Linked DNA regions of Homo sapiens: region 2 is linked to region 1. Evidence: read pairs that join two places in POLR2A ChIA-PET (ENCODE). Cell type or tissue: OCI-LY7. All regions are shown on one strand.

Evidence for each region. Peaks named below come from ENCODE experiments on the same cell type or tissue, not always from the same donor. Only the 100,000 strongest peaks of a DNase experiment are listed, where the experiment ranks them.
Region 2: POLR2A ChIA-PET joins it to region 1 with 5 read pairs; 3 of 35 experiments call an interaction of 5 or more read pairs at or near these places.

Annotation. Positions count from the first base shown.
Region 1 is chr7:101,980,509-101,983,008 of GRCh38, forward strand. All of the region lies in intron 2 of CUX1 (cut like homeobox 1), which reads left to right. Among named protein-coding and RNA genes, the nearest start is that of CUX1, 160 kb to the left of the region's middle. RefSeq lists enhancers at 1,254-1,373, 1,404-1,513. In OCI-LY7, no CTCF peak of the experiment used is centred here; DNase peaks (open chromatin) are centred at 784 and 1,503; H3K4me3 peaks cover 1,710 bases; H3K27ac peaks cover 2,500 bases.
Region 2 is chr7:101,338,043-101,340,542 of GRCh38, forward strand. No RefSeq gene overlaps it. Among named protein-coding and RNA genes, the nearest start is that of IFT22, 17 kb to the left of the region's middle. In OCI-LY7, no CTCF peak of the experiment used is centred here; no DNase peak of the experiment used is centred here.

The DNA.
Region 1 (2,500 bases):
CAATTAAAACAATAAAAATCTTCATTTTGAAGAATCTGACCAGTTCTCTACCTGGCACTTGAGTGAAAAATGACACAATCCAAAGTAGGTGGCAGATTGGTTCTCACTCAGGCAGACCCTGGAGACACCTCTCCCGCTTCTGACTCAGGGGAGAGTGCGGTGACATAAACCACCTTCTTCTGCTCTAGGCCAGCTTGTAACTGTTCAGCCAGCCAGCCGTCTCCTAACTCTGTGACCCCCGGCCCAAGAACAGGGCTCCTGAAGGCCCCGAGAACCAGCCCGCCGTCCGCACGGATGTACCTGGAAGCCACAGTGCCCCACACCCCGTGGGACTTTCTCCCGAACACAGCACCTGCGCTTCCTGACTCCTCTCTCTGAATCTGGCCTTTGAGTTCAATGTCCTGGGAACTTAACTCTAGGGATGCTCTTTCCCCCTTTAGCTACCGAGTCACATGCTGCGTCTTTGGAAATTTCAGGCAATATTTAGTTTGGTGCAAAAGTCATTGTGGTTTTTGCAATTAATTGCAAAAATAATAAATGGAAAAATGAATTTGTGGACATCAGGCTTGCCTAGGGAGATGACCTAGGGAGAGGCCTCTTTTGGCATAGCTCCTGAACAGGGAGAGGTCCTGACATGAATACCCCCCGTTTTGTGAATCCTGAGCCAGTACTGTGTCCCCGGCCCCCTCCTCCCCCAACCTATACACACGCCTCACTTTCCCTTGCAGGACGTTTTCTACCACAGTTCCTCTCTCCTGACATAGTATGTGTTTGTTTCTTACTTGTCTTGCCGCATGAGGATGTAAGTTGCCTGAATTCAAAAACATGTCTTCTTTTTTGTGAATGAAAGAGTGGCTGGCATGTAGCAGGTACTGAAATTATTTGTAGAGTGAATGATAAATCTCAGTTCAGGGCACTCAGTGTGGCCTGGGCTACGTGGAATAGCCAATTGGTGGCCACAGAGAGTGGCCAGCCATTCCCAGGCTGGCAATGTGAGTCTTAGCCACTCTCTTTTACAGATAATGTGCTTATTAAAATGATATCCCAGGCATTCCCCAGTGGTGTTTGAATCGTGAATGCAAATGTCAGAGGCTCTGAAGTTTAAAGTCTTTTTTTTTTTTTGAGACGGAGTCTCGCTCTGTCGCCCAGGCTGGAGTACAGCAGTGCGATCTCGGCTCTGCAACCTCCGCCTCCCTGGTTCAGGCGATTCTCCTGCCTCCGTCTCCTGAGTAGCTGGGATTACAGGCAAGCACCACCACGCCCAGCTAATGTTTGTATTTTTAGAAGAAACGGGGTTTCACCATGTTGGCCAGGCTGGTTTTGAACTCTTGACCTCAAGTGATCTGCCGCCTTGGCCTCCCAAAGTGCTGGGATTACAGGCGTGAGCCACCGCACCTGGCCAGGTTTCAAGTCTTGACTCTAATAAAACCAGGGAGGTTTCGCTCAGCCACATAAGTGGGAGGGAAAATTAACTGTTGCTTTCTGTATTCACCAAGATGGCCTAAAATAAGCAAGCAGAAAAGGGAAGAAAGAAAACCAAACCCATGAGGTTGTCCAAGTCGATCTTGGCAGGTATTTTCTTGCCTGTTGATTGCTAGAGTTTCCCTCTACCTGCATTGCAGGCTGAAATGTATGACTCAGCCCTGACCAATAACATAGCAGTAAAAAGTAGTTTCCCCTGAGAGCTTTCTCTTCCTCCATAGCTGTGACTGCTGACATCTTCCACTGTAAGTGAGAAAAGTTGAGTGTGCCCTGCTGCCTCGTTTTTCTCACCAAGGTGTTATGAGCTGGTAGGGAAGGCCAGGAGCTAGGGCAGCAGCTTTAGAATTAGTGCAAGAGACAGGAGGACAAGTCACTGGGTCTCCTGAATTTCCTCACCTGCAAAACAGGGACAGTTTTTAAATTTCTTTTTTTTTTCTTTTTTTCTTTTTTGTTTGAGATGGAGTCTTGCTCTGTCGCCCAGGCTGGAGTACTGTGTTGTGATCTTGGCTTACTGCAACCTCTGCCTCCCAGGCTTAGGTGATTCTCATGCCTCAGCCTCCTGAGTAGCTGGGATTACAGATGCGGGCCACCATGCCCGGCTAATTTTTGTATTTTTAGCAGAGATGAGGTTTCACCATGTTGGTTAGGCTGGTCTTGAACTCCTGGCCTGAAACGATCTGCCTGCCTCGGCCTCTCAAAGTGCTGGGATTACAGGTGTGAGCCAACAGGGACTTTTTTTTTTTTATTATACTTTAAGTTCTAGGATACATGTGCACAACGTGCAGGTTTGTTACATATGTATATATGTACCATGTTGGTGTGCTGCACCCATTAACTCGTCATTTACATTAGGTATATCTCCTAATGCTATCCCTCCCCCCTCCCCCCACCCCATGACAAGCCCCGGTGTGTGATGTTCTCCTTCCCCAACAGGGACAGTTTTAATCAATCCCCTTTCTGGGTGGTGTCAGGACACCCACAGAGGTGTGGGTCTAAGCGCTTTGTGAGTGTCCACGTC
Region 2 (2,500 bases), 640 kb before region 1:
TTGGGTGACGGAGCGAGACTCCATCTTAAAAAAAAAAAAAATAAAATAAAATAAATAAATAAATAAATAAAAGGGCTGAGTGTGATGGCTTAAGCCTATAATCCAGCACTTTGGGAGGCCAAGGTGGGCAGATCACCTGGGGTCAGGAGTTCGAGACCAGCCTGGCCAACATGGCGAAACCCCGTCTCTATTAAAAAATGCAAAAATTAGCTGAGTGTGGTTGTGCGTGCCTGTAGTCCCTGCTACCTGGGAGGCTTAGGCTGGATAACTGCTTGAACCCAGGAGGCGGAGGTTGCAGTGAGCCGAGATCGTACCACTGCACTCCAGCCTGTGCGACAGAGCGAGACTGTCTGAAAAAAAAAAAAAAGAAAGAAAGAAAGAAAAGAAAAGAAGGGCCAAAACCACAATTACTTTTGCACCAACATAATACTTTGCAGCTCTGCTCAACTCAATCTCAGGGGTGATATGGCAGAGTGGAGAGCCATCTTGGGGTGGTGTAATAGCCACGAGACGTGGGTCAAGGCCCTGCTGCAAGTTCCAAGTAGCTCCAAATAGCTGGTTGACCTTAGGCAAATTCGGGACCATTAAGGCTCAGCTACACAGAATGTGTGCTGTATAAATCCAGAGTGCATCATTCCCATAGATTGCAAAGTGCATGGTAATCCTTGCAGTTGTGCAGTCTACAACCTGAACAAGGGTTTGTAGCCACTCTGGGACCTTATACAACATTCTGTAGGTCCCAGGTTTTTTGTTTGTTTGTTTGTTTTTGGGAGATAGGGTTTTGCTCCAGGCTGGAGTACAATGGTACATCATAGCTCACTGCAGCCTCAATCTCCCGGGCTCAAGCAATCCTCCCACCTCAGCCTCTAGAGTAGCTGGGCCTACAGGGATGTGCCACCACGTAGGGTTAATTTTTGTATTTTTATAGAGATGGGGGTCTTGCTATGTTGTTCATGCTGATCTCGAACTCCTGCTTCGGGCAAAACAGTTTCATTTATTATTTAATTTTTTTGGTGACAAGGTCTCAGTCTGTCGCCCAGGCTGGATGGAGTGTAGTGACGTGATCATAGCTCACTGCAGTCTCAACCTCCTGGGCTGAAGTCAGCCTCCTCAGTAGCTGGGACCACAAGTGTGCTCTACTATGTCTGACTAATTTTTGTTTTTTGTATAGACAGGGTCTTCCTATGTTGCCCAGGCTGGTCTTGAACTCCTAGCCTCAAGTGATCCTCTTGCCTTGGCCTCCCAAAGTTCCGGGATTACAGGTGTGAGCCACTGTGCCCAGCCCAGTTTTCTTTCTTTCTTTTTTTTTGTTCATTTCTTTTTTTGAGACAGATTTTCGCTCTTGTTGCCCAGGCTGGAGTGCAGTCGCGTGATCTTGGCTCACTGCAACCTCCGCCTCCCGGGTTCAAGCCATTCTCCTGCCTCAGCCTCCTGAGTAGCTGGGATTACAGGCACCCACCACCACACCTGGCTAATTTTTTGTACTTTTAGTAGAGACGGGGTTTCACCATGTTAGCCAGGCTGGTCTTGAACTCTTGACCTCAGGTGATCCACCCACCTTGGCCTCCCAAAGCGCTGGGATTACAGGCGTGAGCCACTGTGCCCGGCCCCCAGGCCAGTTTTCTTTCTTTCATTTTTTTTTTTCTTTTTTTTGCGACAGGGTCTCACTCTGTTGCCCAGGCTGGAGTGCAGTGGAGCAATCACGGCTCACTGCAGCCTCTGCTTCCCAGGCTCAAGCGATTCTCCAGCCTCAGCCTCTTGAGTAGCTGGGAACACAGGCGCAAGCCACCAATGCCCGGCTAATTTTTGTATTTTTTTTGTAGAGACAGGGTCTCACCATGTTGCCCAGGCTGGTCTCGAACTTCTGAGCTCAAAGTTGATCTGTCCGCCTTCCAGTTTCGTTTCTTTAAACTGGCTGAACCAAGCAGGGTCCTGGCAGGAAAGAATGGAACCTGAATGGTTCAAATGAAGCAGCTTCAATGAAGAAGCCCTGGCTGAGCACGGTAGCTCACGCCTGTAATCCCAGGACTTTGGGATGCTGAGGCAGGTAGATCACCTGAGATCAGGAGTTTGAGACCAGCCGGGGCAACATGATGAAACCCCCTGTCTACTAAAAATATAAAAATTAGCTGGGCGTGGTGGCACGCACCTGTAATCCCAGCTACTTGGGAGGCTGAGATAGGAGAATTGCTTGACGCCAGGAGGCGGAGGCTGCAGTGAGCTGAGATCGTGCCGCTGTGCTCCAGCCTGGGTGACAGAGTGAGACTCCATCTCGAAAAAAAAAAAAGGGCCCTTACAGTCGTGTGGACAGAGCTAAGGAAGCAAAGGAGGAATGTCATGGTGCTGTTGGGGCCCAGTGAGAGCTGTAGTATTGGAGGGGGTGCGGCTATCGCCAGAGACTTAGGCATCCGAAGCTGGAGGGAGAAGACCCTAATCTGAAGCTCGCTCTCCTCCTGATCTTTTCTCTTGATCCCTCCCACTGGCTAAATCCACCGCAGAG